Linked DNA regions of Homo sapiens: region 2 is linked to region 1. The links are chromatin loops, found by intact Hi-C in ENCODE. Cell type or tissue: PC-9. All regions are shown on one strand. Each heading gives the region's core, and the rest is flanking DNA. Links, peaks and the distances in the headings are about the cores only. Region 1 has its middle 11 kb from the start of SPNS3. Region 2 overlaps SPNS2 (SPNS lysolipid transporter 2, sphingosine-1-phosphate).

Region 1 (14,751 bases), core at 4,367-12,366:
GAAACAGCTTAAACGCCCATCTGATAAATGGGTCAAGAAAATGTGGCATAATCATACAATGGAATAGTATCCAGTCATAAAGAGGAAGGAAGTACTGATTCATGCTACAACACGGATAGACCTTAAAAACATTATGCTGGCTGGTCACAGTGGCTCACGCCTGTAATCCCAGCACTTTGGGAGCCCGAGGCAGACAGATCACCTGAGGTCAAGAGTTTGAGACCAGGCTGATCAACAAGGTGAGACTCCATCTCTACTAAAAATACAAAAATAATCCGGGTGTGGTGGCACCGCACTTGTAATCCCAGCTACTCAGAAGGCTGAGGCAGGACAATGGCTTGAACCTAGGAGGTGGAGGTTGCAGTGAGCCGAGATTGTGCCACTGCACTCCAGCCTGGGCGACAGAGTGAGACTCCGTCTCGGAAAAAAAAAAAAAGAAAACATTATGCTAAGTGAAAGACACCAGACACAAAAGGCCACATATTGTATGATTCCATTTATAGAAAATATCCTGCACAGGTATAGTCACAGAAACAGAAAGTAAATGGTTCCTAGAGGCTAAGAGGAGAGGAAAATGCTTAATGGGAAGACAGTCCCCTTGGAGAGTGATGAAAATGTTTCAAAACTAGATAGAGGAGATGGTGTCACAACACTCTGAATCCACTCAATGCCACTGAATTATATCCTTTAAAATGGTTACAATTTTAAGTAATGTAATTACCTCAATTTTTAAAAAACATTAAAGAAGCCGGGCTTGATGGCTCGTGCCTATAGTTTCAGCTACTTGAGAGGCTGAAGTAAGAGGATTGCTTGAGCCCAGGAGTTTGAGAACAACCTGGGCAACACAGCAAGATCCTATTTCTTTAAAAAAAAGTTAAAGCAAACAAACAAAAAAGTAGGAGCTTTACAGTCTGACCGGCCTGGATTCAAAATCAAATTTTGCTACTTTCTAGTTGTGTGCCTCAGGCAAGTCTCTAACCTCTCTGAGCCTCCGAGTTCTCATTTGTTTTCTTGTTTAGAGACAGAGTCGCCCCAGGCTGGAGAGCAACTGTGCAATCTCAGCTCACTGCAACCTCCGCCTCCTGGGTTCAAGCCATTCTCCTGCCTCAGCCTCCCGAATAGCTCGGACTACTGGCACACACTGCCATGCCCAGATAATTTTTTGTATTTTTAGTAGAGACAGGCTTTCGCCTTGCTGACCAGGCTGGTCTAGAATTCTTGACTTCAGGTGATCCGCCTGCCTTGGCCTCCCAAAGCGCTGAGATTACAGGCATGAGCCACCATGCGTGGATAATTTTTTGTATTTTTAGTAGAGACAGGATTTCGTCATGCTGACTGGGCTGGTCTCGAATTCCTGAGTTCAGGTGTTCTGCCTGCCTCGCCCTCCCAAAGTGCCGGGATTACAGGCGTGAGCCACCACGCCTGGATAATTTTTTGTATTTTTAGTAGAGACAGGCTTTCGCCATACTGACTAGGCTGGTCTCGAACTCCTGACTTCAGGTGATCTGCCTGCTTCGGCCTCCCAAAGTGCTGGGATTAAGGCACGAGCCACTGCGCCCAACCAGTGTTCTCATTTGTGATAGAGAATAATAAGATGGGTTGGGCGTTGTGGCTCATGCCTGTAATCCCAGCACTTTGGGAGGCCAAGGCAGGCAGATCACCTGAGGTCAGGAGTTTGAAACCAGTCTGGCCAACATGGTGAAACCCCGTCTCTACTAAAAATATAAAAACTTAGCCGGGCGTGGTGGTGCATGCCTGTAATCCCAGCTACTCGGGAGGCTGAGGCAGGAGAATCACTTGAACCCAGGAGGTAGAGGTTGCAGTGAGCCGAGATTGCGCCATGGTACTCCAGCCTCGGCAACAAGAGCAAGACTCAGTAAGTCTTAAAAAGAGAATAATATGACGATGTTTCAGGGGTTAATTGTGAGGATGAACTAATATAGATACACATACTGTTTCCAACATAGAGCTTGTCATGTGACAAACAGAGTGTAGAGTATTGTTATTGTGGTGGTGACGATGATGACGAGGTCCTTGGCATCCACTGCCTGGTTCAGCCGCATACCGTCTCGGTGACCACCCACATGGGGTCTACAGTTGGTGAATGAAGGGGAAGTTCAAGATCATCCATGCGCACGTGCAGGCGGTCTCGCATCCTGCTTCAGAACCTGTACTCCGCAGCTAGACTCACTGCTCACTGGCCATAGGATCTCAGGCAGATCACTCAACCTCTCTCCATCTCAATTTTCTCACCTACAAAATGGGGATGGCCAGGCACAGTGGCTCGTGAATGTCATCCCATTACTTTGGGAGGCCAGGACAGGCAGATCGCTTGAGTTCAGAGTTGGAGATCAGCCTGGGCAACACGGCGAAACCCCGTCTCTACTAAAAATGTAAAAATTAAGGCCGGGCGCGGTGGCTCACGCCTGTAATCCCAGCACTTTGGGAGGCTGAGGCGGGTGGATCACCTGAGGTCAGAAGTTCGAGACCAGCCTGACCAACATGGTGAAACCCCGTCTCTACTAAAAAAAAAAATTTTTAATACAAATACAGATACAAAAATTAGCCAAGGATGGTGGTGCATGCCTGTAATCCCAGGATCACCTGAGCCCAGGAGATCAAGACTGCAGTGAGCCGTGATCGCACCACTGCACTCCCACCTGGGCGACAGAGTAAGACTCTTGTCTTGAAAATAAATAAATATAAAACAAATAAAATGGGGATAAAAATAGTACACACCTCATGGGACTGTTGTGGCTTGAATACGATGATGTTTGAAAAGTGCCTAGAACTATGCTTGGTATGGAGGAAGTATTGTGAGTGTTAAATATAATGGGGTTTTCCCCAGCACATGTAGATGAAACTTTGTTCTCAGCCCCTGCCCTCAGAGCCAAAGAGTAGTGGGCAGAGCTACATCCACAAGTGTGAGTGCATGAGGAGAAGGTGGGCACACGAGCACCCACACCCCCACTCACACACACTCATGCAAACCACACAGCAGTGGGGACCTTGGCAGCCCCCACCTAGCAGCTGCTGCCCCAAACAGGACCTTTCCAGGGTCCAGCCCTCACCTTTACCCAACAAGAAAGAGACGCTGTGGTGGTTTTCAGAGCCAGTCAGGGACTAGGGAGGGGTTCTTGAGGCCAGAACTCCCAGGAGTTGGGCAAGTCAGGGAGGCTAGGTGTTAGCCAGGAGAGCAGCATTAGAATATATCCAACTGGCCAGGTGCGGTGGCTCACACCTCTAAAACCAGCTACTGGGGAGGCTGAGGTGGGAGGATGGCTTGAGGCCAGGAGTTCGACGCTGCAGTGAGCTACGATCGTGCCATTGCACTCCAGACCGGGCGACAGAGCAAAACCCTGTCTCCAAAAAAAAAAAAAAAAAAAGAAGACATCATGCTGAGTGAAATTACCCAGATGCAAAAGATAAATATTGATTGTATGATTCTACTTATATGAGATTTATAGAATAAGTGAATTTTTTAATTAATTATTAATTTTAATTTTATTTTATTTATTTGTTTCTTTTTGAGACGGAGTCTCACTCTGTCACCCAGGCTGGAGTGTAGTGGAACGATCTCAGCTCACTGCAACCTCCACCTCCTGGGTTCAAGCGATTCTCCTGCCTCAGCCTCCCGAGTAGCTGGGATTACAGGCACGTGCCCCCCACGCCCAGCTAATTTTTGCATTTTTAGTAGAGATGGGATTTTGCCATGTTGGCCAGGCTGGTCTCGAACTTCTGACCTCAGGTGATCTTCCTGCCTTGGCCTCCCAAAGTGCTGGGATTACAAGCCTGAGCCACCGCGCCCGGCCATTTATTTATTTTATTCATTCATTTATTTATTTATTTATGAATGACAAGGTCTGGCTCTGTCACCCAGGCTGGAGTACAGTGGCACAATCTCAGCTCATTGCAATTTCCTTCTCCCAGGTTCAATCCATCCTCCCACCTCTGCCTCCCGAGTAGCTGGGACTACAGGCACACGCCACCATGCTGGCTAATTTTTTGCATTTTTTGTAGAGACAGGGTTTTGCCACGTTGCCAAGGCTGGTCTCAAACTCGTGAGCTCAAGCAATCTGCCCACCTCAGGCCTTTCAAGGTACTGGGATTACAGATGAGAGCCACGGCGCCTGGACTAGAATATGTGAATTTACAGAGACCAAAAGTAGAATAGAGGTTAGGAGGGACTGAATGGGGGCGAGTGAGAAATGGGGTCATTGCTTAATGGGCACAGAGTTTCAGTTGGGGATGATGAAAAAGTTTCACAGATGGAGGGTGGTAATGGTTGCACAACGTGAGTGCATTTAGTACCTCTGAGCTTTACACTTAAAAATGGTTAAATTGAGGCCAGGCGCAGGGGCTCGCACCTGTAATCCCAGCACTTTGGGAGGCTGAGGCAGGCGGATCACCCGAGGTCAGGAGTTCAAGACTGGCCTGACCAAAATGGTGAAGCCCCGTGTCTACTAAAAATACAAAAATTAGCCGGGCGCGGTGGCTCACGCCTGTAATCCCAGCACTTTGGGAGGCTGAGGTGGGCGGATTACGAGGTCAGGAGATCGAGACCATCCTGGCTGACATGGTGAAACCCCGTCTCTACTAAAAATACAAAAACAAAATTAGCCAGGCATGGTGGCAGGCGCCTGTAGTCCCAGCCACTCGGGAGGCTGAGGCAGGAGAATGGCGTGAACCCGGGAGGCACAGCTTGCAGTAAGCTGAGATTATGTCACTGCACTCCAGCCTGGGTGACAGAGCAAGACTCTGTCAAAAAAAATACAAAATACAAAAATTAGTTGGGCGTGGTGGCACATGCCTGTAGTCCCAGCTACTTGGGAAGCTGAGGCAGGAGAATCGCTTGAACTCGGCAGGCAGAGATTGCAGTGAGCCGAGATCGCGTCACTGCACCCCAGTCAGGGCGACAGAGCAAGACTCTGTTTCAAAAAAAAAAAAAAGGCTAAATTGTAAATTCTATATTATTTTACCACAATTAAAAAAAAAGTAAATGGGGTTATTGTAATATCAGAACAGTGACAACATTCTAGATTCCCAGCTTCAGAGGCTGGTTAAATAAATTATGGTACCTCCAGGCCAGGCGCCGTGGCTCATGCCTGTAATCCCAGCACCTTGGGAGGCCGAAGCAAGCGGATCACCTGAAGTCAGGAGTTCGAGACCATCCTGGCCAACATAGAGAAACCCCGTCTCTACTAAAAATACAAAATTAGCCGGGCGTGGTGGCACATGCCTGTAATCCCAGTTATTTGGGAGGTTGAGGCAGGAGAATCGCTTGAACCCTGGAGGCGGAGGTTGCAGTGAGCTGAGATCCTGCCATTGCACTCCAGCCTGGGCAACAAGAGCGAAACTCCATCTCAAAAAAAAAAAAATTAAATTAATAAATAAATCATGGTACCTCCCTACAATGGGGCACCAGACAGCCCTGTACATGATGTTAGTCTATGTTGATCTGAAAGACGTTCAGAATTTGATGGTGAAAAATAAACAAGAGCCTACAAAATCCATGTCCAGGATAATTCCATTCAGATAAAAATAATAAAACACATCAAAGACAAACTTGTGAACTGGCCAGTCATAGCTTATTTGGCTGCTTTTTCTCGTGAATTCTGATACAGAAGCTTATTGGGGGCCAGGCGTGGTGGCTCACACCTGTAATCCCAGCACTTTGGGAGGCCAGGGCGGGCAGATCACCTGAGGTCAGGAGATAGAGACCAGCCTGGCCAACATGGTGAAACCCCGTCTCTACTAAAAATACAAAAAAATTAGCCGGGCATGGTGGTGGTGCCTGTAATCCCAGCTACTTGGGTGACTGAGGCAGGAGAATCCCTTGAACCCAGTAGGCAGAGGTTGCAGTGAGCCAAGATCGCACCACTGCACTCCAGCCTGGGCAACAAGAGCAAAACTCCATCTCAAAAAAAAAAAAAAAAAGCTCATTTGAGATGATTTTTAGTGGAGACCCTTCCAGAGTGGCTCCCATCAGAGTTTAAATTTATGTCCTTTTTTTAACAAAAGAAATGTCCAGCCTCACAGAATAGGAGGTGACAGGCTGGGCACAGTGGTTCACACCTGTAATTCCAACAGTTTGGGAGGCCAAGGTGAGAGGATTGTTTGAACCCAGGAGTTTGAGACCAGCCTGGGCAACAGGCCCCCATCGCTGCAAAAAAAAAAAAAAAAATTAGACAGGCATGGTGGTGGTGTGCCTGTAGTCCCAGCTACTCAGGAGGTTGAGGCAGGAGGATTGCAGGATTGCTTGAGCCAAGGAGGTTGAGGCTGTAGCGAGCTGTGATTGCATCACTGTACTCCAGCCTCAGTGACAGAGCAAGACCCTTAATCAAAAAAAAAAAAAAAAAGAAGGTCACAGGAAGTCACTCAGGAATCACTTTTTTTTTTTTTTGAAATGGAGTCTCCCTGTGTCACCCAGGCTGGAGTGCAGTGGTGCAGTCTCGGCTCATTGCAAGCTCCACCTCCCGGGTTCACGCCATTCTCCTGCCTCAGCCTCCTGAGTAGCTGGGACTACAGGCACCTGCCACCACACCCAGCTAATTTTTTGTATTTTTAGTAGAGACGGGGTTTCACTGTGTTAGCCAGGATGGTCTAGATCTCCTGACCTTGTAATCCACCCACCTCGGCCTCCCAAAGTGCTGGGATTATAGGCATGAGCCACCGAGCCCGGCCAGGAATCACTCTTCAGAAATCCCCAGGGAGTCATCTTTTATGTGATGAATCAATAAGGATGCTTTTGTCCGCAAGTAACAGCAGAAGTAACAGCAGCCAAACCAGGACATTCATTCGTTCTCTTGCACTGCAAATCAAGAAGTAGGCAGTTTCAGGGTTGATTAACTCAGTGGCTCCATGACATCATAAAAAACTCAGTGTTTTTCATCTTTCCCCCCTGAAATCTTTATAGTGTTGGCCTTTGATTACTTAATTAATTGCTATAAAACAAATCCCCCCAGAACTCATGGCTTTAAACAACAGTAGTCATTTATCTCTTGCATTTTTCAGTGGTCAGGAATTTGGGAGCAGCTGAGATGCAGGACTATGGCTCAGGGTCTCTTGTTGCCGTGAAGGGCTGCAGTCCCCTAAAGTCTTAACTGGGGCTGGGAGCTCTGTTTCCAAGGGGCCTCACTCACGTGGCAGGCAAGTTGGTGCTGCCTGTTGGCTCCTGTCTAGATGGGTCCCTCCACAGGACTGCTTGAGCATCCTCACGGTATGGTGGCTAGTTTCCTGCAGGGGGAACAATACATTAGGGACCAAGGCAGAAACTGCAACATCTTTTTTTTTTTTTTTTTTTTTTTTGAGACAGAGTCTTGCTCTGTCACCCAGGACGTAGTGCACTGGCACAATCTCCACTCGCTGCAACCTCCATCTCTTGGGTTCAAGCGATTCTCCCACCTCAGCCTCCTGAGTCACTGGGATTACAGGCGCATGCCACGACGCCCAGCTAGTTTTTGTATTTTTAGTAGAGACAGCGTTTTACCATGTTGGCCAGGCTGGTCTTGAACTCCTGACCTCAGGTGATCCAGCTGCCTCGGCCTCTCAAAGTGCTGGGATTACAGGCGTGAGCCACTGCGTCTGGCCTGCATCTTTCCTGACCTGGACTCCTAGGTCTGTACTCAGCTGCATTCCATTGGCCACACAGGCCAGTCTATGCTCTGTGTTCCCATACTCTCTGCTGCCCCTCCATGTGGAAGGGCATGAATACCAGGAGGGAAAGCTTGCGGGAGATCTTTTTTAAAAAAAGAAGATTTATGTATTTTATTCAAGCCAATTTTTTTTTTGTTTTGCTTTGTTTTTGAGATGTCGTTTTGCTCTTGTCGCCCAAGCTGGAATGCAGTGGTGCAATCTCAGCTCACTGCAACCTCTGCCTCCCAGGTTCAAGCAATTCTCCTGCCTCAGCCTCCCAGAAGTAGCTGGGATTACAGGCACTTGCCACCACGCCCGGCTAATTTTTGTATTTTTAGTAGAGACAGGGTTTCTCCATGTTGGCCAGGCTGGTCTCGAACACCTGACCTCAGGTGATACACCCGTTTCAGCCTCCCAAAGTGCTGGGATTACCAGCCTGAGCCACCACGCCCTGCCACGAGATCTTCTTGCAGGCTGGCTACCACAGTCTCCATCTTGAGGCTTGTCGTCTCACATATAAGAAGGTAGGAGATTCATCCTGAAATGTGTTCATGTGTATTTATTAGGGAGGAAAATCTGCCCTAGAAATTCCCCTGCTGGTGCTCCCTCACAGCCCACTGGCCAGGTTGAGTCACATGTCGGTGCCACGTCTGCAGGAGAAGCTGGGAAGGTGGGTGCCAGGGAAGTCTGCCTCTGTCTCTGAGGAAGAATGGGAAAGAAAGGGGCCACAGGGTAGCCGGGCGCAGTGGCTCATGCCTATAATCCCAGCACTTTAGGAGGCTGAGGCGGGCGGATCACTTGAGGTCAGGAGTTTGAGACCAGCCTGGCCAACATGGTGAAACCCTGTCTCTACTAAAAATACAAAAATTAGCCAGACGTGGTGGCAGGCGCCAGTAATCTCAGCTACTCGGGAGGCTGAGGCAAGAGAATCGCTTGAACCCAGGAGGCAGAGGTTGCAGTGAGCCGAGATTGTGCCACTGCACTCCAGCCTGGGGAGACAAGAGCAAGACTTCGTCTCGAAAAAAAAAAAAAAAAAGAAAGTGGCCACGGGATAAGCAGACCATGTCTTCGCAGATGGCTAACCACCTCTCAGCCTTGATGCTTGCAGGGCTGAAACGAGCTCCTGGTATGGATTCCCAAAGAGGAAGGGAAAATTTTAGGTTCTAGATCTAGAAGGTGGCAGATGTCAGAAGCTGTCCTAACCCAGGCCTCCTGGAGCTAGGAGTCACCCTAGATGGTGGAAAGTGTGCAGGAAATACAGCCACTGAACCCTGAGAACAGCAAGCTTGACATCTCAAGCCTAGAACCCTTCTCGCTGAGGTTAGCACGATTTCAAAAAGCATCGTTACCACCAAGTCCTGGGGACTGGTTACAACCAGGTTTCAATGGCGACACCATGTGGTCATGATGGGAAATAGCAGTCATGACCTATGCCCCGCATGGTGTAGGCTCTCAAAAGTTTCTGGGTGATACAGGGTGGTCTCAAGATCCTGAATGGTTTTTGTTTTTTTGAGACAGGGTCTCACTCTATCAACCAGGCTGGAGTGCAGTAGCAGTCATCACAGCTCACTGCAGCCTCCATCTCCTGGGCTCAAGCGATCCACCTGCCTCGACCTCTCAAAACGCTGGGATTACAGGCGTGAGCCACCACACCTGGCCCTGGATTTCTTTTTAATAAGGCATACACAGGCCCGGCGTGGTGGCTCACACCTGTAATCCCAGCACTTTGGGAGGCCAAGGAGGGTGAAACACGAGGTCAGGAGTTCGAGACCAGCCTCTACTAAACCACGCCTCTACTAAAAATACAAAAATTAGCCGGGCATGGTGGCACATGCCTGTAGTCCCAGCTACTTCGGAGGCTGAAGCAGGAGAATTGCTTGAACCTGGGAGGTAGAGGTTGCAATGGGGCAAGATTGCGACATTGCACGCCAGCCTGGGAGACAGAGCGAGACTCCGTCTAAAATAATAACAATAATAATAAGGCATACACAAGCATGAACAATTAATTGGGAAAATTAGAGTTATGATCATATTTTAGACCACATTGTGGAACTGGCCATATTTATAAAGTATGTTCATATAGTGAAAGTGTGGAAGGCTATATCTCAAAGGCTTAACAGTGTACTTATCTCAGGCTCATAGAACTATAGGTAAACTTTTTTCCTTTATTTCTTTTTTCTATCATTACATGCCAGTAATAACAATAGCAAACACTAACAGAGCACATACCATGTGCTGAGTGCCTGTTAATTGGCGATGATCATTATGCTGGCTGGGTGCGGTGGTTCACGCCTGGAATCCCAGCACTGTGGGAGGCCGAGGCAGGTGGATTACGAGGTCAGAAGTTCGAGATCAGCCTGGCCAATATGGTGAAACCCCATCTCTACTAAAAATACAAAAATTAGCTGGGCTTGGTGGTGCACACCTGTAGTCCCAGCTGTTCAGGAGGCTGAGGCATGAGAATCACTTGAACCTGGGAGGTGGAGGTTGCAGTGAGCTGAGATCGTGCCACTGTACTCCAGCATGGGCAACAGAGCAAGACTCCATCTCAAAAAAAAAAAAAATTCTCATTATGCTTACTTTTTGGCGGGGGCAGGCAGAGACAGGGACTCTTTCTGTCACCCAGGTTGGAGTTCAGTGTTGCAGTCATAGCTCGCTGCAGCCTTGCCCTCCTCGGCTCAAGCGATCCTCCCACCTCAGCCTCCTGAGTAGCTGGGACTACAGGTGTGCAACATCACATTTGGCTAATTTTTTATTTTTTATTTTGTTTTTTAAAGAGGGGGCCTCCCCATGTTGCCCAGGCTGGTCTCAAACTCCTGGGCTCAAGTGATCTTCCCATCTCGGCCTCCCAAAGTGCTGAGATTATAGGCGTGAGCCACCATGACCAGCTTATACTTACTTTTTACGCGAGGAAACTGAGACACAAGGAAGCTAAGTCAGTGCCCCATGTAGCTCTGAACTCTGTGCTCCCATCCTCTCTGCTGTACTGCCTCCCTGTCTTATCTGTGTATATTAATTTTTCTGCAGTGTGTCGCTTGCATAGTAATAATATAAGAAAAGAAAAAGCAGTGGGATGTATACCTTTTTCCACCCTCCCCCCCGCAAGACGGAGTCTTGCTCTGTCACCCAGGCTGGAGTGCAGTGGCGCGATCTAGGCTCACTGCAACCTCCGCCTCCTGGGTTCAAGTAATCCCCCTGCCTCAGCCTCCAGGGTAGCTGGGATTACAGGCACACACCACCACACCCGGCTAGTTTTTGTATTTTTAGTAGAGATGGGGTTTCACCATGTTGGACAGGCTGATCTCGAACTTCTGACCTTGTGACCTGCCTCCCTTGGCTTCCCAAAGTGCTGGGATTACAGGTGTGAGCCACCGCACCCAGCCTGATATATAGCTTTTATAATCAGAAAAAAAATAATGCTGGCTGGGCATGGTGGCTCATTCCTGTAATCCCAGCTTTTTGACAGGCTGAGATGGGAGGATTGCTTGAGCCCAGGAGTTCCGAGACCAGCCTGGGCAACATAGCAAGACATTGTCTCTACAAAAAAAAATTTTTTTTTTAATTAGCCAGGCATGGTGGCATGCACCTGTAGTCCCAGCTACTCAGGAGGCTGAGGTGGGAGAATTGCTTAAGCTCAGGAGTTTGAAGGTGCAGTGAGCCATGATCGCACTACCGTACTCCAGCCTGGAGCACAGAGTGAGACACTGTCTCTAAATAAATGAAGAAATAAAAATAAAAAATACACCACGTGCTGTGGCTCATGCCTGTAATCCCAGCACTTTGGGAGGCCGAAGCAGGCAGATCACCTGAGGTCACGAGTTCGAGACCAGCCTGGCCAACATGGTGAAACCCCACCTCTACTAAAAATATAAAAATGAGTGCGGGCTTGGTGGTGTGCACCTGTAATCCCAGCTACTCAGGAGGCTGAGATAGAAGAATCACTTGAACCCAGGAGGCAGAGGATGCAGTGAACCGAGATCGTGCCATTGCACTCCACCCTAGGTGACAGAGCCAGACTCTGTCTCAAATAAATAAATAAAATGAAATAAAAAATAATGCTTTGAAACTAAACAAAATGTGCAAATGATGTGTGCTTTCCACACAGCTCCAGAGCTCAGGACTGTGGGTGCCACATGGATGTAGCTACGCCAGAAAGGTCAGGAATTTGTGCCTGCAAAGGCCCAGTTTGCCTCTTCGCCTGGGCTCTCCTGATTTGACAGCAGTGTGGAAGGCCGGGCATGGTGGCTCACGCCTGTAATCCCAGCACTTTGGGAGGCCAAGGCAGGTGGATCGCGAGGTCAGGGGATCAAGACCATCCTGGCTAACATGGTGAAACCCCGTCTCTACTAAGAATACAAAAAATTAGCTGGGCGTGGTGGCGGGCGCCTGTAGTCCCAGCTACTTGGGAGGCTGAGGCAGGAGAATGGCGTGAACCCGGGAGGCAGAGCTTGCAGTGAGCCGAGACTATGCCACTGCACTCCAGCCTGGGCGACAGAGCGAGACTCTGTCTCAAAAAAAAAAAACACAAGACAGCAGTGTGGAAAATCTCCCTTTTCCTTTGGAATCTATAAATATAGGGACCCACAGTTATTAGGGACCTAGCTTTGGTGAGCAGTGGGCCAAAACTGGGAACAGAGATTGGAATGAGAGGGCCTGGCAAACTGAGGGGAAGCTGGGAAAAGAGAAGCAGGGAAAGGGAAAGAGGAAGTGGACAGAGATAGATGAAAAGGAGAAAGAGAATGCTCCAAACTCCCTCCATCCCCAGCTTTCTGAACTTTCAACACTCACCCCATGGGCCTGTTGATGCCACCTCCTACTAGTGCAAACTTCACACATCACCTCCTCCAGGAAGCTGCCAGGCTTGGCTAAGCCTTTTGGCTTGGCTTATCTTTATTATGACACTTACTGCTCATCATTAGGATTTTCTGTCTCCTTCACTGGTCAGTGAGGCTCTCGAGGGAAAGGAGGCCTTTCTGCCTCCCGCTGACCCAGGCCTTGTAGAGAGCAGGAAGACAAAACAGGTGCTCTGAATGAGTGAATAAATCTAGCTTCTCAGGCCATCAGCCTCACCAGCCTGGGAGTAATAGGCTCTGAATTTCGGCAAAGGATGCTCTGGCCTACATCAGTAAAATAGCTAGAACTGTATCCCCAGTCGAAAATATGGGCTGGGTGCGGTGGCTCACGCTTGTAATCCCAGCACTTTGGAAGGCCAAGGCAGGCGGGTCACCTGAGGTCAGAAGTTTGAGACCAGCCAGACCAACATGGTGAAACCCCATCTCTACTAAAAAATACAAAAACTAGCCAGGTGTGGTGGCATGTGCCTGTAATCCCAGCTACTTAAGAGGCTAAGGTGGGAGAATTGCTTGAACCTGGGAGGCGGAGGTTGCAGTGAGCTGAGATCGTGCACCACTGCATTCCAGCCTGGGTGGCAGAGCGAGACTGTGTCTCAGAAAAAAAAAAGAAAAAGAAAATCTTGCATTCACTTGGAACAGTCTTTCAAACGCATGGCCCCTGGATGCTCTCTGTACACAGGGGCATCTCTGTGGGGCAGCCAGTGTCTTGCAGGGATCCAGGGTTGTAGTGTTGACACCCCCTCTCCCTTTCCTTAGACTAAGGACCAAGGAGCAGAGGACAACCCGCACGGTGGGCCAGTGCTACAAACCGCATCACTCTGCTCTCCAGCACCAGAGGTTTGCACCAACCAAGGCTGAGGACCTCTTTCTCTCCTTATTTGGGGTGAATTCTTTTTTCCAGGAGGCAACCTAGACCCCTCATGTGAATAGGCAACATCTGTTTCCCACATGTAGCTAACCATAAGTGAAGGCCACGGGAGGGCACAGCTGAGACTCCAGCCTCAACTCTCACTACCAAAGAAAGAACCTGAAGACCCAGGGGACAAGCTCAGGCTCTGTCCCAGCTCTGCCTCCCTATGCTCCTGGCTGCAGCTGCAACACCCATTTCACCAGACAGAAGAGGGAGTCCCTGGCCCCAGCTCCAGGTTAGACCATCTCACCACAAGCCACTGGAAAGAAAAGGCCCTTACAGCCAAGAGAGCAGGCCCCCAAGAAGGCATCTGCCTCCATCTTGACTACACTCACCTGGGAGCTAAGGAAGCAAGGCGACGGCTGTGGTCCCATAACAGGCAGCTTGAGCTAGTTGTCTGTTGCTGCTTAGTAAATTACCCCAAAATTTAGGGGCTTAAAACAATAATAAGAATTCTATTATTATAAAAATGATACACCTGGCCAGACGCAGTAGCTCACACCTGTAATCCCAGCACTTTGGGAGGTCGAGGAGGGCAGATCACCTGAGGTCCTGAGTTCGAGACCAGCCTGACCAACATGGAGAAACCCCATCTCTACTAAAAATACAAAATTAGCTGGGCATGGTGGTACATGCCTGTAATCCCAGCTACTCAGGAAGCTGTGGCAGGAGAATCACTTGAACCCAGGAGGTGGAGGTTGCAGTGAGCTGAGATCACCCCATTGTACTCCAGCCTGGGCAACAAGAGTGAAGCTCTGTCTCAAAAAATAATAATAATAAAAAGATACACCACAGGCCGGGCATGGTGGCTCACGCCTATAATCCTAGCACTTTGGGAGGCTGAGGCGAGTGGATCACCTGAGATCAGGAGTTTGAGATCAGCCTGGCCAACATGGAGAAACTCTGTCTCTACTAAAAATACAAAAAATTAGCCAGGCATGGTGGTGCACACCTATAATCCCAGCTACCCGGGAGGCTGAGGCAGGAGAATCGCTGGAACCCAGGAGGTGGAGCTTGCAGTGAGCTGAGTTCGTGCCATTGCACTCCAGCCTGGGCAACAGAGTGAGACTCCGTCTCAAAAAACAAAAACAAACAAAAAAGAATGATACACCATGATCACGTAGGATTTATCCCTGGGATGGGATGCCAGGTTGGTTTAATATCTGAAAGTCAATAAATGCAGTATATCACATCAATAAAATAACAAACAAGCCAGGCATGGTGGCACACCTGTGATTCCAGCTTCTCAGGAGGCTGAGACAGGAGAATCGCTTGTGCCCAGGAGGCGGAGGTTGCAGTGAGCCATGATTGTACCAATGCACTCCAGCCTGCGTGACAGAACGAGACTGTATT
Region 2 (16,755 bases), core at 5,375-13,374, 93 kb before region 1:
AAACAAATCAATAACACAGCTTGTCAGATGGTGGCAAGTGCTACAGAGGGTGGGAGGGGCTGAAACAGGAGCTTGGAAGGGTGTGTGTGAGAGCAAGTGGATGCCACGATTTTATATTTTTTGAGACAACAGTCTCACTCTATCACCCATGCTAGAGTGCAATGGTGCAATCTCCGCTCACTGCAACCTCTGCCTCAGCCTCACGAGTAGCTGGCATTACAGGCACACACCATCACGCTCTGCTGATTTTTGTATTTTTAGTAGAGACGGGGTTTCACCGTGTTGGCTAGGCTGGTCTCCAACTCCTGACCTCAGGTGATCCACCTGCCTCGGCCTCCCAAAGTGCTGGGACTACAGGCGTGAGCCACCGTGCCTGGCTGAGAGAAATTTATTGATATAGTTAGCTGGTGTTTTATTTGTTTGTGAGACAGTGTCTTGCTCCGTTGCTCAGGCAGCTGGAGTGCAGTGGTGCGATTTCCGCTCACTGCAACCTCCGCCTCCCAGGTTCAAGCAATTCTCCTGCCTTAGCCTCTTGAGTAGCTGGGATTACAGGCGCCTGCCACCACGCCCAGCTAATTTTTGTATTGTTAGTAGAGACGGGGTTTCTCTATGTTGGCCAGCCTGGTCTCAAACTCCTGACCTCAAGTGATCTACCTGCCGCGGCCTCCCAAAGTGTGGGATTACAGGCGTGAGCCACTGCACCCGGCCACCACAATTTTAAATTGAGCGGTCAAAGTGGGTATTTCAGCCAGGACCTGGAGGAGGTAAGGAAACAAATCACGCAATTATTGGGGCAAGAACAGCAAGTGCCTAGGCCCTGGGGCAGGAGTTTACTTAGCATGTTGGAGGAGCAGGAAAGAGGCTGGGGTGGGGCCCCGGAGCCCACTGTGATGACTGTGACGTCCATGGGTGAGAAAGGAAAACATGAGGGGATGTCGAACAAAGGCCGTGACCTGGCTTTGTTCTTCCAGAACAAGAGGTTTAGAAGATTCCACAGGGAGGCCACTGCCAGTGATGGGAGGGGCCTTGGAGGTCCCAGGTGGGATGAAGAGGCCCAGAGCAAGGTAGGGTGGACCCTAGGTCACACAGCGAGGTGGCCCCCCATCCCTCCCCCTGGAAAGCAGTCCCACAGCTGATGGGCAGATGGCCAGACAAAGGCTGGGAGTGACAGACATGGCAGCCAGTTGGCCTCTGACCGCCAGGCTGAATGTGTGCGTGGTCCCGGCTGCTCCTCCGTGGGCCTGAGACCCTGGCGAGATGGGACCTGAGAGAAGAGAAAGAGGGAGGGAGGAAGGAGGAAAAGAGAGAGGTGAAAGAGAGGCGAGAGGGCCAGGCAGAGCTCCCCTGAACCTGGCTGGAGGAGTGACTGCCCCTCTTTTATGCCAGCAAGAACAGGCCAGTGAGTGCGCGTGGGTGGTGGGTGTACGAGCAGACCTGTTAATTCCAGAGGCCTTGGGGAGAATCAGCATGCGGGTGCACAAATCCGGGCATGAGGCACACTCCCTGGGCTCAAATTCACCTCCGCTCCTTCCCAGCCGGTGACCTCAGTCAGGCCACAGCCATTCTGTGTCTCACCTTCAGTGGTGTGCTGATATATGTTTAACTGGCTCTGATAAAGGGTGAGGGGAGCCCTGATGTGGCGTGTTTGCTCATTTCTTTTTTTTCTGAGATGGAGTTTCGCTCTGTCGCCCAGGCTGGAGTGCAGTGGCACCGTCTCAGCTCACTGCAATCTCTGCCTCCCGGGTTCAAGCGATTCTCTTGCCTCGGCCTCCCAAGTAGCTGGGATTATAGGCATCTGCCACCACGCCCGGCTAATTTTTGAATGTTTAGTAGAGACAAGGTTTTGCCATGTTGGCCAGGCTGGTCTCAAACACCTGATCTCAGGTGATCCTCCTGCCTCGGCCTCCCAAAGTGCTGGGATTACAGGGGTGAGCCACCGTGCCCGGCCGTGTTTGCCCATTTCTGTGGTGTAAACACTCCGCCCTGGCTGAGTTCAAGCTACCCACGTCGTGTCACTGATGGGCGTTGGAAAGGGATGTGCGGGGACACGCCATTGTCCAGTGTTTCTACCACACAAATAGAACAGACGCCACTCACCATAGGACCACAGATAACGCTGAAACACAGCAAAATAATTAGGAAGTGAGGACTTTTGAGTAGTTATTACCTTGTTTCTAATTATTTAATTGTAAGCCGATATCATTTAGTTTTTAACAATGGTTGTATTTTACGACTAGCTCACACACCATTCCTGAAATGTTAACAATTGACTCTCATGAGCTGGCCTGAGCCAGCGCCAACATGCCAGCATCCTCATCTGTAAAATGAAGATAAAAATAGCAGCTCTCCAGGGTGGGTCTGGGTGCTGGATAGCACGTGCAAGGTGCTTAATGCCACACCCTGCCCAGAGCAGGCCGGCCTTGGTCAACACTGGGCCCTTGTTTAAATTAGTCAAGGCAGAAATTATTTCCTCACATTTAGAAAAAGAATTTTTCCTGCTGGGCCTGCCTCCAAGGACCTGCCTGAGATCAGATCAGAATGTGGCAGGAGGGAGATTTCCAGTTGCATCAGGACTGACACATGTTGGGGGAGGAGGAGGAATTGTTCTCCCTGTGCCTGTCTGTGCTAGGTGGCAAGTGGACAGAAGGAATCAGAAGAGAAGTTTCCCCCTGTCTGGCCAGGGGCAGATCTTGTTCATAGGTTGCTCTGTTTAAAGGACAACCTATGTTGGGGAACCACCAAGGAGCTCCAGATCCTGCCAGGATAATGAAGAGAGGCTTCCCGGAGGCGGTGGTGACAAAGCTGGGCACTGAAGCATGCATAGGAGTTTACCGCTAAGATAATACTTAACATCAAGAATATACGCTGAAATATAAACTTCAGATCAGCAATATTGTATAATGGTTCACGAGGCATGATGCTTAGTGTTCATGATAACTGCAGTTATTATTTATGGATATATAGGCAAGGCCCAGCATGCAGCCTTGACATATGCACAGATGATCTCTTTTGATTCTGTTCTCTTCATTTTACAGAGGAGACAATGGAGGCCAAAAGAAGTGATGTCACACAGCGAGTGTGCGGCTGAGCCAGAATTTAAATCCCAGTTTGGCAGACTCCAGAGTCCTTGCTCTAAATCACTCCCCAGACTGCCATGCTGGGAAGGGGGAAGGTCCCAGCTGATGTTCCCAAGGTCAGGGAAAGTTCAGGGCCTGCTGAGGACAGCAAGGAGACAGGTCAGGCCATGGCCTGAGGATGCTCAAGAGGAAGCAGCGAGAGATGAGGCTGTGGAGGGAGGACTGGGCTAAAGACCAGGACAGGGTTTGGTGTTTAGAAGGCGGCAGAGAACCACAGCGCGCTCTCTCCACCCCGCCCCCCAACACCATGGTAGGATCCTTGAAAAAGCCCCCTCCCGGGGGGGTGACGAGGGACTGGAGGGACGTGACCCAGACCTTCGCCAGACCCCGGCCATCATGCTCCATTCTCTCCTCTTGCCCACAGTGGAGCAGGAAGCACGGGCCCTTCTTAGCTCTTTCAACCCCTCCCTGGTTTCTGGCTCCTCACTTAGATGGGCAGAAGTCCCCAGGACTGCAGGTGGACTCCTGGCAGAAGCTGGCACGCCCCGTCCCCACCCACCGGCCCCAGCCTGATGAACTTGCCCAAGCACCTACGTGCCCTTAGCTCACCTGATCCTCCCCACGTCCATCCCTATCTAACAGCTGAGGTCACTGAGGCCCCAAGAGGTGGAGGAAGTTGCCCGAGATGACAGACCAAATTAGGAAGGCACAGTCTGGACCAGCCTGCCCCTCAGTGTCTTCCCTTGGGACATGGCAGTCCAGGGTCAGGAGGGAGGTGGGATCCATCACTGCTGCCCTCTCTCTGCTCAGGACAGACAGGAGGGAGGACCCCGCCTGGCCCCCTGGAGGTCACAGGCCATGGAGGGGCCTGAACACAATCAGGGTAGGGACGGGGAGGGGGCTGAGAGAATGTTCCTGGCAGAAGGGACAGGATAGGCGAAGCCTTGCCCATGTGGACTGTGTCCGATGGGGACACAGAGGCCAGCAGGCAACTCTGCTGAGAATAAAGACCAGCCTGGGCTGGGCCTCCAAGCTAGAAGCTTCCCCTGCCCACCACCCCGCAATCCCGTGGTCTTTGTTTGTTTGAGGAGAGCTTTCTGGGCAGACTGGCAGCCCCACCCCTGGTTTTGGTAGGGGCGGCTTTCCCAGCAGTTCCCGCAGGGACATCCTGTGGAGGGTGTGCTGAGCCCACAGGTCTAGGACAATGGAGAGGCAGGGCAGGGAGCCAGGGCCGAGCGGGCAGGGCCGTGACAGCAGGGAGGGAGGGGTCAGACCAGCCCGCCTGCCTCGGGGTCTTGGGCCAGGGCCTCACTCCCTCCTCCTCGCCAGGCTGGCAGGAGGCCGTCAGAAAGCCAGTGCTGTCCACCTCTCACGGCAGCCCAGAGCTCAGAACCCCCACGGGCCCTCGGTGTCCTGGTGGGCAGCCCCAGGACCCCTGTCCATGGTGAGCGGAGCCATCCCCATGGCACACATGGCCTGTATGACCCCAGAAAGCAGTTTTGGAGCAGGAAAGGGCAAGTCTGAGCTTGAGGGAGCCCTGAGCCCCCGCCCTGTGGCCTTGGAGCCTGCATTCAGCCCTTGCTTCGGCCTGGGCTGAGCCACGGCTATTTTTACATGGCTGATCTGTTATTTGGAGAAGACCTACCATCCTCCACATCCTGTGGGCAGGGAGGGTGCTCAGGCAGGCATGGGTGGGGCGGGGGCCAGGCTCTGCCATCCAAGGGACGGCCTGGGCTGGCCAAGCTGACGGAGAATGCTCAGGACAGATGGCCCCATCAGCGCCTGAAAGCTCACCACGCTCAGACTTCCCGGTGGAAGGACGGGAACACCTGCTCTGTGATCCCCTACTCAGGATGTAAACCTTGTGTTGGGCTCTCAGGCCTCAGGGTGAATGAGGTTTTGGGGCCACTCCTTGAAAAGGAGGGCTTTGGGGAACAGCCGCAGGGGCTGCCCGGCTGTGCCTTCAGAACCCAAGTCTGCTGAAGCAGGAGTCGCTGGGCTGGCCAAAGACGGGAGGGGAGAACAGGCAGAAGGAGACTTACCCCCAAAACAGAGGCACTGTCTGGTTTCGGTTTGAGCTGGCTCTTCCTCTGTCCCCACTCTCCCTCCGTTCCCCCATCCCCATCCTGGCACTTCCTCGTGAGCCTACAAACCCCGGCCCTGAGTAGCCTTCAGCTTCCTCTGCTGCCCCTTCCCACACTTGGTCCCAGAATGAATATCCTGAGACACACATCTTTTTTGTTTGTTTGTTTTTGTTTTGTTTTTGAGACGGAGTCTCGCTCTGTCGCCCAGGCTGGAGTGCAGTGGCGCGATCTCGGCTCACTGCAAGCTCCGCCTCCTGGGTTCATGCCATTCCCCTGCCTCAGTCTCCCGAGTAGCGGGATTACAGGCACCCGCCACCACACCCGGCTAATTTTTTGTATTTTTAGCAGAGACGGGGTTTCACCATGTTAGCCAGGATGGTCTCGATCTCCTGACCTCGTGATCCACCCGCCTCAGCCTCCCAAAGTGCTGGGATTACAGGCGTGAGCCACCGCGCCCGGCCCGAGACACACATTTTACACGGACTGCCCTGTTCCAAAACCTTCTCTGGCTCCCTACTGCCCCAAGACAAAACCTACATGCCTTATCTTGGCCTTCAAGCCTTTCACACTCAGACCCTGCCCACTGTCCAGCCTCTTCTCCTTCTGTTCTCCCCATACGCCAACCCATGGCCAATGGGCCACAGGCCACTCGAGTCAGGCAGTGCCACAAACAGCCTTCGTTCTCCCTCACCCTTCCCTGTGTTGCATTGACGCTGATTTCCTCAGATCTAGCTTCTAATTCACTTTTCTTTTCAACTAGGTGTAGTCTACTCATTAACTCACCTAATTATTCCATTTTTTATTTTAATACATATTTTTCACTTCTGGTATTTTCGAATATTAGTCTTTTAAACATTTTCCGGTTCTCTTTTCATAATGTTCTGTTCTTGTCTTACAAGTCCTATCCTTTCCTTTAGAGCTTTGAATATTAAACACACCTAATTTTAAAGTCCCTTTGTGACGAATCTGTTTTCCCATCTTCAGGGTCAGCTGACTCCCTCTCAAAAAAATGAGGGAGAACTGTATGCTCTATTAATTTTTTTTTTTGAGACGGAGTCTTGGTCTTGTTACCCAGGCTGGAGTGCAGTGGTGTGATCTTGGCTCACTGCAACCTCCACCTCTTGGGTTCAAGCGATTCTCCTGCCTCAGCCTCCTGAGTAGCTGAGATTACAGGCGCCCACACCATGCCCAGCTAATTTATGTATTTTAGTAGAGATGGGGTTCACCATGTTGGTTCAGGCTGGTCTCAAACTGCTGACCTCGGGTGATCCACCCGCCTCAGCCTCCCAAAGTGCTGGGATTACAGGTGTGAGCCACCGCGCCTGGCCTGCTCTATTAATTTTGAATTTGAGTTTGTCTTCAGTGGAAATTGTCCCGTGTCCCATGCAGGCTCTGGGTCATGAAGAATTCCCTAAGGAATGGTTTGGGATTTGCTTCTGCCAGGGTCCCTGGAAACAGAGGGGGCCTCTATGGGGAAGGAAGTGGAAGCCCCAGGCCTGTACGGAGCAGGGGCTGGAACTAGCCAGCGCCAGGTGGGAAATGCCCATTCTCGAAAGGGAACTCTACCAGAAAAACTACCCAGCAGCCTGGGGACACAGCTTGGAATCAGGAAGCTTGGATGGAAACAAAATCACCCACGGTTAGAACGAAGAAACCCCAGGCCCGGAAACTGAGCCAGGCGGGCGTTCCCTTGATGAATCTGGGTGATGTGTTCTATGGAAGTTCGTTGCGCCATTCTCACTACTTTTTATGTCTGTTTAAAATTTTTCATGATAAAAATGTTTATATTGAAAATACCGTAACAAGCTTCGAAGACGTTTATCTGGTCCCTAAACACTCTGCATCACTTGGCTTCAATTCTAGCTCCCACTCCGGTTTTTGAGTTCAGCTCTCTGCTTCTGGCATCTGGGAATTTCCCTGCTAGCTTTAGCTGTCAAGCTCAGCTTTGTAATTTCAACATGTTTTCTTGGCATATTTTATCTAGCTTGGAGGGGAAAGGAGGGCTTCACACATCTACTCGATCTCACACACTGACTACAAACTCTAACTCATCCTTCAAAGCCCCATTCAAACGTCTCCTCCTCAGGGAAGTGTTCTCCGCGGCCACCGGCCAGAGCTAGGTGCACGCTCTCTGCCGTCCACCCAGGCTCCCACAGCCCCCTGTGCCTGGGTGGTGGCTTGATGATACGTTTTCTGCCCCCATAGATAGAGGGAATCTACCTGAGGGTAAGAACTGAGTCTGGGCAGAGCCCAGCACACGGCCTGCCAGGCAGTAGGTTCAGTGGCAGCTGCTTCTCTAGGTGTAGGCCATGGGGGCTCCTGATTTCCCAAAACAGCAAAACCTATGAGCGGTTTTTTTGTTTTTTTTTTTTTTTTTTTTTTTTTTTGGGGAGATAGAGTCTCACTCTGTCACCCAGGCTGGAGTGCAATGGCGCAATCTGGGCTTACTGCAATCTCCGCCTCCTGGCTTCAAGCGATTCTCCTGCCTCAGCCTCCCGAGTAGCTGGGATTACAGGCATCCACCACCACACCTGGCTAATTTTTGTATTTTTAGTAGAGATGGGGTTTCACTATGTTGGACAGGCTGGTCTCGAACTCCTGACCTCAGATGATCCACCTGCCTCAGCCTCCCAAAGTGCTGGGATTATAGGCGTAAGCCATAGGCGCCCAGCCTATGAGCTGTAATTCTGCTGTGGGCTTTCAGAGAGCCTGAGATATGGCTCCTGCAGGGGGTCCAGGGGCCAGGTCCAAACCAGCAGCCATCTAATCTGCAAAGGGGCTGCTGAAAGTGGGCTCATCCTCAGCAGTTTTCCTGCCTGGTCCCAAGAGGGAAACAGCAGGGGCAAGCCCAGGCCTAACCCTCAGCCACCCCCACTCCCTGTCTCCTGGCCCAGCAGCCCCTGGTGCCACAAATAAGCAGGCAGCCCAGCTCTCAGCCCTGGCCCTTTGATCTGGGCAAGCACCAACACCTGGCTGGCGCCCTCCACCTGGCTCCGACCTTATCGGGCTTGGGGAAGGCACAGGTGCCTGGGACACAGGCCAATTATGTGACTTGCCTAGTTGTCCACTGAGTAACATCATGGTCTACTCGACTGGCTTCTTGGCTTAGGTGGCCAAAGGGGTGAGGGCACCCTGGGGAGCCATCCTAGCTGTGCCGGGGTAGGTGACAGGTGAGGGCCATGGTGTACAGACTAGAGGGTCCCTCAGAATGCTGGCAATTCTCACCATGGCCCAGAGGCACCCGCCCTGGGGACACTGAGATGCCAGGTATCCAGGCTCCCCCCCAGCCTATGGGCAGCAGAGGCAGAGGCCCAGGTCCCTATTCCAGGCCGGCTGCTCTCCACTGCCAGCCCTCAAGCAAGCCATTTCCCTGTCTTGGGCCTTTGTCCCTGTATCTGGTAAGTGCAGCTGACAAACAGAGCCCGTAGGGTTACTGGAAGAATGAAACAAGACAATGCCTGTGTGTGCTTTGTCCACCTCCAGCCAGGCCACCGGGATGAGGAGGGACGGAGTGACTTCTCTTTCATGAGCCCGAGAAGCCAGCCTGGGACAGAACCGCAGAAAGAACCAGGGAACCCTCACACCTGCCTTGAGCCGAGCCCCCAACCCCCTGCCCGGCCTGTGACCCTCCCCACCATTCCCTGTACCTCCCGCCCCCTCCCTGGGCTGTGCTGGCCCCGACCATGCTCAGTGGTCATTAAATGGAGGATGCGTGGGGTAGAGCCTTGCTCCAGATGAGGCAGTGAGGCCGGGACCAGGAGGGGGATGAGGCTCGGGCCAGGTCCCCAGTGAGTCAGGGGCCACACAGGGCGGGGGTTGGGCAGCTAGGCCTTCTCCCACCCTTTCCTTGCCAGCCTGGCAGCCCACTCCTTCCCATGCGCCCATGTGGCTGGAACTCCATTTCCCAGCTGCAGTGCTGGTCACTGCATGCACACAGCCCAGAGGGCTAGAGGAACCTGTCTCAGGCGGCAGGGCAGGCAGACTTATTCTGGCCTAGCCAGGGAGACCCAGGAAGGGGTAGGGGAGGCGTTGGGCTCATGGCCTGGGAAAACATGATGTCTGCCAGGGCAGGGACCTGGCCACCTATAGGGGATACTGGACCGCACGGCCCTGCCCCATCCTAGAACAGTCAAGTCTCACTTGAGCCTGAGAACCATCGCAACCCCTCTCTCTGAGCCCCAAAGTCCCCATCTGGGCTGTAAGGACAGCTAGGAAGGGAGGTGGGGGGAGTGGCTGTGGCATTCTGTGAGCTCGGGAGGGATTGTGAGTACTGGAATGCCACTTAGACAGGTCAGGCAGGTTCCTGGACAGAACGAGCTCACTCCACCCCCTCCCTCCCAGGAGGGCCCAGGCAGGGGAAGGGGTTCACCGACTGGACTGGAATGCAGACCATGGGGACCTCATCCTGCATCTGACGGGGGCTCACAGCCAGATGGACTCCAGGGCCAAGGGCCCAGAGAAAGCAGGATCCAGGCTGGGGCCACACAGCATGACTAGGGCAGAGTCAGGACCAGGCCTCCCGCCCCAAGCCCTGAGTGGCAGCACTGGCCTTAGTCTCTGCCCAGGCCTGAAGGTTGCTGCTAAGAGCATCGCCAACATGGCCTCAGCCAGTGGGAAGGCCAGGGAGCCAAGGGCCCAGCTCCCACAGGGCCATGTCATGGGGAAGGCAGGGACAAGGGAGGCACGCTCCCTGGAGGGAGGGGCTGGTGGGCTGCCATAAGTGCTTAATGGCCTCCCACACTGTCCCGGCCCAGCTTCCAGCAGCCTGGGGGCTCAGGCCCTGCTCTGGCAGCCCATCAGAAGCCTGGGCCCCAGGGGAGAGGGTGGTAGGGAACCTCAGGCCCACGTCCAGTCCAGGGCCCAGATTCTCAGGCGCCTGCCCCGGGCTTGGGAACCGCTCTGGGGCTGACTAGCTGGAGTTTTTTGCTTCGTCACCTAAGAGGCGATTCCCAGGGTTGATGATATTGGAAGGAATGTGGGGGAGGGCAGGAGATAAAAACAGGGTCACCACGGCTCTGCTGGCATTGCCCAACTTACTGAATTAAGGAGCTCCCTGCACCAGCCTCAGGAGGGAGCCTGGATCACTGGGTCCCGATGAGGCCCCAGGACCCAGAGAAAGTTCACCTCTGCAACCTCTGCCTGCACTCTCCTTTACCTGCCATAGCCCCTCAGGGCAGGTATTATTCATTTTGTTACACAAGAAAAGCAGCAGAGGCTCAGAGAAGCAGTGCCATTGGCAGGTGGCAATAGTGAGACTGGGATGCAAAGCCCACTCTCTTTCCAGGAGTCAGGACAGGGGAAGACAGACCGGGTGGCAGATGACGACCAACAGGACAGGACCCACGACGCCAACGCCTGGGCGTGGGGGGGAAGGTGGGAGGTGGGCCTCACCTGACTGCAGCAGGCCGGCGCCTCGGTCCTTGACCCCAAAGTGCTGCTGGATGTCCAGAAGGACGCCTGGAGGGAAGACAGAGGGTGCTCACTGGCCGAGTCTGATGGCTGGTGTCCCCACAGACCAGCCCAGCCTCTTTCCCGCCTTGCAGGGCCCAGCCTGGCCATATCTGCGGCACTCCTGCTCTGCTGCGACCTCTACCCTGCCCAGGTTTCCCAGGCTTCCCTCCTGCCTCCCCGGGGACCTCCTGTCCTCAGCCTGTTCCCATCACTCACAAGGACCCGAGGGGCAGGGAAAGGCAGGGCTCCTCTGCGGTCATTCTGCCCCATGGGCAACCACACCTCCTATCTGCCAGCTTGGGCCTCTTCCCTACCTGCGGCCCAGGCCGTGGATCAGTGCAATAGACATAGGCCTTTCCCTCAGGGGGAACACAAAGCCCATGACTCAGAGAGCAGCGGGGGCCCTGAAAGCTGCGGGGAGCCCTCTGGCCTGGGAGGGGCAGCCGCTCACTCTGGTTCACCTGCACATGTGCACAACCACATTCGCACACACACGCACACACCTGTACATGCACACACACACCTGCACACGCACGCACGTGTGTGCACACACCTGCACACATGCATACACACCCACGCGCGCACACACATACCCGTGCGCGCGCACGCACACACACACACTGTCACCCCAGCTGCCCTCAGGATTATAACCGGGCCCCTCCATTTTCAGATTCTGGCCCAGGGTACAGAGGGAAGCAGGCGGGGCTCCAGGCCCGTTTTCTTGGGAGAAGTGGATTTCTTGAGGCCACACCCGCTTCCAAGCCCAACTACTTTAGGGCTTTGCACGTCACGGGGTGGGGGCAGCAGCTGGACCACCCAGAAACCACCCACAGCCCCAGCAGACTGGCAGAGCCATGGCTTCTGGGGGACAGGCAGGATCTTGGACCTCCTACCCCTCGCAGCACTCAGCCAGGGCTCCTGAGTAAGCACAACCCCCATCCCCGTGGGCCTCAGGGTCCCTGCCTGCATTATCTGTGAGGACAGGAGGACCCAGGGCACAGGCCAGAGCCCCGCTGACCATAGCACATCTGCAGTGAGAAGGGACAGCGGAAGAAGGAAGAGGAGATGGCCCTGCCTTTGGGGGCCTTACAGGCAGGGACAGAAGCCTTTGGGGGACTCCAGAGCTCTTCATGATGACGATGATGATGGCAGCATTCAACAGATGATGGTTTGCCGAACTGAGCATTAAATGCCTGTATAATCCCCACACAGCCCTAGGAGGCTGGTACTAGGATCCAAGTTGACAGATGAGGAAACTGGAGCATAGGAAGTCAGGCTGTGGGCTCAAAGTCACACCACAGGGAAGTAGGAAAAAGTGGAATCTCCAGGTGCTGTATGAGGATCCTGCTGGCAGCTGGGACTGGGGGTGTGGAAGGAGTGGGGAGGCTGGAACGTCACTGTCCCTTCCGAGACCCAGGTTGGAATCCTGAGCAATTTCCCGGAATGCAGGACAGACGGGCGGATGTCCCAGCAGCCTGACAGCCAGAGAAGCTGTCTTCCTCCTTGTTAATGCCCTGAGTGGGTTGACCATAATTACCCGTAATGAAGAGGCTGTGTGAGGCCCAGTTAATGACTTAATAACCAAGGCAGAGGCTGTGGCTTTGCCTTGAAGGTAGAAGCCGGGGCCAATCCTAGGCCTGTGGATGGCAGAGCCAGCAAGAGGGACCTCTGAGGTGCCCTGACCCAGCCCCAGAGGCTCACAGCCCCACAACCCATTCCTTTCTGGGTCAGGACTCTGTTCCCCCTCCTGATGTGTAGGTTTGATCCCATCCCTCTGTGGCACAGTCACTTCACAGGGTGAAGGTGTGGCCCTGCCAGCCCCGCCCTCCGGCCTCACTTCTCAGGACACCACCCCTCCACTAGCCACCCCAAACTACTCATGGCCCCCTGACTCTGCACACTTCCTCTTCTATTCTGGTACAACTCCGTCAACCAGGCTCACTCCTGCCACTTCTTCAAGGCCAGTTCAGATGCCTCCTGTTCTGGAATATCTCCCCTGCTTGCTCCCCTCCCACCACCCTCAATAAGTTAGTTGCCCCCACTCTTCCCCTGTCCAAACTCGTTTTAGCACTGGGCCTACCAGGATGAGTGGGTTCTATAGGGAATGCACACAGAAGCACAGCTATGAGCTCCTCCTGAGCTGAGAGCCGCTAGTTACCGCTTCCCGCTAAGTTCCAAGGAACTGCGTGAGGCTTTGAAGATGGTACAGACGCTGTCCTCACTATCTGTGCTGGTATTTATGATTCTCATCCCATTTTATATAGGAAGAAACCGAGGCTCTGAGACATGAAGTAATTTGTCACACAGTACATTCTGTTTTGGAGGTGAGATCTGAAACGAGGTCTATTGCCAAAAACCAAAGCTCGTTCTCCTGCCACGCTGCCTTCTGCGTGGTTTGCTGGTGTCCTCCAGGGCCCAGCACACACATAACCCACAGGGACTTTACACGTGGGTGAATGTTTCTTCATCCTCCACTAGACCACAAGCCAGGCAGGAGCCGTGGCCGGTCATCTCCAGGACTCAGAGCAGGGACAGTCACGATTTTGGTGTCGGGTGGACAAGAGGATGGGCGGAGTCAGGAGGAGGCAGGAGGGTCCCCATCCATAGTCCAGAGGAGGGACACGGGTCTGCAGTAACTGCAGGTTCCATTTCTGGGAGGGAGGCCATATCAAAATAGCCATCATGATGACATCCTGTGTCCACGGCAAATCAAAGCACTCTCGCTTCCTCCCTGCAGTATCCAGCTATCCAGCGGCACACTTCCCCATCCGATGACTTCAAGGTCCAGGATTTGCCTCTGCCTCCAGGAAGCCTTCCCCTGACTTCCTACCACATAGAGCTCCTGGTAGAGGGAGAACATTCCTCCACATCCAGATGGGCGTCTAAGGTCTCTGGGAAGTCCTGGGCAGTTCCCAGGACACAGGAAGCTTTTGGATAACATGGCCTGCTCCCGTCCCACCACTCCCCAGCGCCCAGTCTTGGGTCCAAGTCCAAGCTCCAGGAAGAAGACCAGAGAGAACCTTCCCAGGGAGCAGGGCTTCCTGCAGGCTGCGAGGCCCAAGGTCGGACCTGGGCTGAACCTTTCTGGCTTGCTTTCCCTCTTCCGGGCCTGGAGGCGGCCACAGCCACAGGAGGGTGAGATCCCGCTGGCCGCTGGCACGGGAAGCGTGTGTCACAGCAGCTCGGCGGGTCGCCTCAGATTTTCCTTTGGGCTCCAGCACGGCTCAGGCCCACGCACCCCTCCCTTCTTCACCACAGCCTTATTTTTAGCCTCTTTCCTGGAGGCTGAGGTTTGGTGGGTCACAGGATGGGCCTCACGCCCAGGAGCAGCCTCCCACAGCTCAGGCCAAGCCCACCCCGCCAGGCGTGCATGCAAAGTGGGGTTCCTACCCCAGATGCAGACCCCAGCCAACACAGCCACAATGCAGGCCTCTCCAGGCATACCCCAAATCCACAGCTGGAATCGTCTCCTAGCCACAGGGTTCTCATCACCCAAGAAAACATTCTGGAACAACATCCATTGACAAGTTACGTACCTCCCAAGCCCCAGGAGGTCTCACCTCTTGTCTGAGGCCAACGTCCCCTACTCTGGGCCAACAGTCTCTCTCGCCTGGCAGGGAGGCTGCGCTGGGTCAGTCCTTGGCTTGGGCCCGTGCACTCAGCCTCTCCCTGGCTTCCGGCTCCTGCACAGCAGCCCACAAACACGCCCACACCTCCCTCACCCTGGTGGTGAGAACAGCTCTGACTTGTCCCCTCTGCCAGCTGTTCCTTTCCTCTCCTCCTTTCACAGGTGACAGCATTTGTTGTTGTTTTGAGACAGGGTCTTGCTCTCTGACCCAGGCTAAAGTGCAGTGGCACAATCACAGCTCACTGCAGCCTCAGCCTTTTGGGCTCCAGCCATCCTCCTGCCTCAGCCTCCCGAGTAGCTGGGACCACAGGCGTGGACCACGACACTTGGCTAAGAACTCTGGAGAGTTCTTTCCCTTCCCAAGTCAATATTCTCACCTCCTTTCCTCCTCTGAAACCAACCACCTCCTGGAGGCTCAACCCCTGGACGCTCTCATCCCTGTTTCCCAGCCTCCTGACTGATTCCTCAGCTCACCACTGGGTCCCCATTCCCTGAGCGGACCCTGTAGGACACTGCAGGACCCTGGGAGTCAGCCAGGATACCCCTTTGGCTCCCTCCACCTCATGAATGGGCCCCGGTGATTCTCCATCTGCTTTATCGTCCAGCCTCCTCCCTGGACTCCCTGCCTCCAGCCCCTGCCGGCCAGCCGGCATCCCTCCTGCTGCCTGATCTCACAAGCTCTTACGAATCTCCTACTGAGTTCTAAGTCCTGGTCTGGGCCTCTAGAGACCCCGAGACAGTGCCTGGACTCAAGGAGCTAACGCTGTGGCCCACTGGTGACCTCTGGCCTCAGAGTCGTCCATCAGTCCTTTAAGATCCACTGGCCCAGACCCCTGGCTCAGTAATGGTACCAATAACAACAGCGACAATGCACATATTGACACATATCCACCAACTACTTTGTGCCAGGCGCTGTTCTACGAGTATTGGCCCAGTGGGTACGGCTGCCCACTCACACTTAGCAGCCCCATTGCCGCCCAGAATTCTAGCATCTGAGGCCTCCACGGTCTGGCCCTAAGCCAGCTCTTCTCCCAACCACAGTGCCCACCGCACACACATACAGCCCCTGACTCCAGGCAAAGGGAAATGCTGCTAGCCATGACTTTTCACCTCCCTGGACCCCTATTTCTTCCTGTGTAAATGCAGAGACTGGGAAGATCCCCAAACCTGCCTGAGAATCCCAATCACCTTTAGGGAAGGTGCTTATTAAAATACAGCTTCCTGGGGCCCTCCCCAAATCTGCAGAGTCACCCTTTCTAGATGTGGGACCTAAGAATCTATAAACGCACTGCCCAGGTGATTGGAAACCACTGGCCAGGCTGCTCTGAGTTCCCTGGAATCACACATCACAGGCTGTAGGCCGCCCAGCCCTGGCCACAGCTGTGCCTCTTCCTAGGCTATCCCTCTCTAGCCATTAAGACCTGCCTCACCTCTAGGGCGCAGATCCAAAGTCGCGTCTACCAGGATACCTGCGCCTCTCTCCTCTGAGGCTCTTGGTGAAGTGGTGCCTGTAACCTCAAGGGCACCCCCAGAACTGGATGGACTCTGGCCCTGACTCACTCAACAGCTTGCCCCAGACACTCACAGTGATTCCCCATCACTGCTGGTTCTTCAGTAGCCCCGAGAGGAGTCAAGCCCCGATTCCAGGACTTCTGGCCTCCTCCTCCCTCCTCCAGCCAGGCCCAATCTGCTGACATCACAGAATCCTCGAAAGGCCAAGGTGTAAGAGGAAATCCACACTGACCTCAAGAGCCCTCGGCTCAGGCCAGCCTCAAATGCAAGATGCCAACAGCGTGATCCTGAGGTCTCTTCCTTCCTAGGCAGCCCAGACAGGGCACCTGGCACTCAAGCTTGTCCCCGCGTACCCCCTGCTTTCCCCAAGCACAGTCAGTATCAGCCCACGTTCACCCTACCTGAGCCTGTCTCAGAGCAGCAGGTGGCTTAGCTAAATTCTCAAGAGCATGGGCTCTGGAACTGGAGCATCTGGGTTTAAATCCTGGTTTTCCCACTTTCTCTGCTGTGTGACCTTGGGGAAATAACATAACCTCTCTGTGCCAGTTTCCTCCTCTGTAATATGGCTTAATTTGAAGACCTGCTTCATTTCATATGGTTGTTGTGAGGTTTAAGTAGGTTAATCCACATTCAGTGTTTAGAATAGTGCCTGGCACATAGTAGGTCCTCAATAAATGTCATAAATGTTATCATTTGTAATTAACTAGTGGGACAGGACACAGCCCCAGCTATGACCTGAGAACAATGGGGCATTCCCACCTTGGTTTTCTTTTATCCAAAATGGGGGCAGATGCCTGGAAAGACAGGGCCTAGCAATCTGAAAGGATGGGCCCTGATGCCCTTCACCAGTCCCTCTCAGAGGGACCCAGGTCCCCATGTGGAGGCCTCAGTGCTGGCTCACGCTGGGAGTCTTACCCCTGCTCCCGCTTGGCTGCAGCTCCCACCCCGGTAATTACAGGGGCCTGAGAGCCTGGCTCTGCTGACCTGGCGCTGGATGGCTAAG

The links. Peaks named below come from ENCODE experiments on the same cell type or tissue, not always from the same donor. Only the 100,000 strongest peaks of a DNase experiment are listed, where the experiment ranks them.
Region 2: it touches region 1 in a loop (11-fold over the local background); 13 of 110 quality-filtered maps call a loop at or near these places.

Annotation. Positions count from the first base shown.
Region 1 is chr17:4,415,068-4,429,818 of GRCh38, reverse strand. No RefSeq gene overlaps it. Among named protein-coding and RNA genes, the nearest start is that of SPNS3, 11 kb to the left of the region's middle. RefSeq lists a silencer at 8,930-9,129. In PC-9, for the core only: CTCF peaks have their summits at 7,722, 8,823 and 9,024 (motif pointing left); a DNase peak (open chromatin) is centred at 8,998.
Region 2 is chr17:4,507,110-4,523,864 of GRCh38, reverse strand. It overlaps SPNS2 (SPNS lysolipid transporter 2, sphingosine-1-phosphate), which reads right to left. Exons shown (of 13, transcript NM_001124758.3): 2 at 10,553-10,618. Among named protein-coding and RNA genes, the nearest start is that of SPNS2, 17 kb to the right of the region's middle. RefSeq lists enhancers at 9,006-9,663, 11,020-11,666, 14,360-14,419. In PC-9, for the core only: a CTCF peak has its summit at 10,241; DNase peaks (open chromatin) are centred at 8,204, 9,444, 10,214 and 10,924; H3K4me3 peaks cover 2,624 bases; H3K27ac peaks cover 6,215 bases.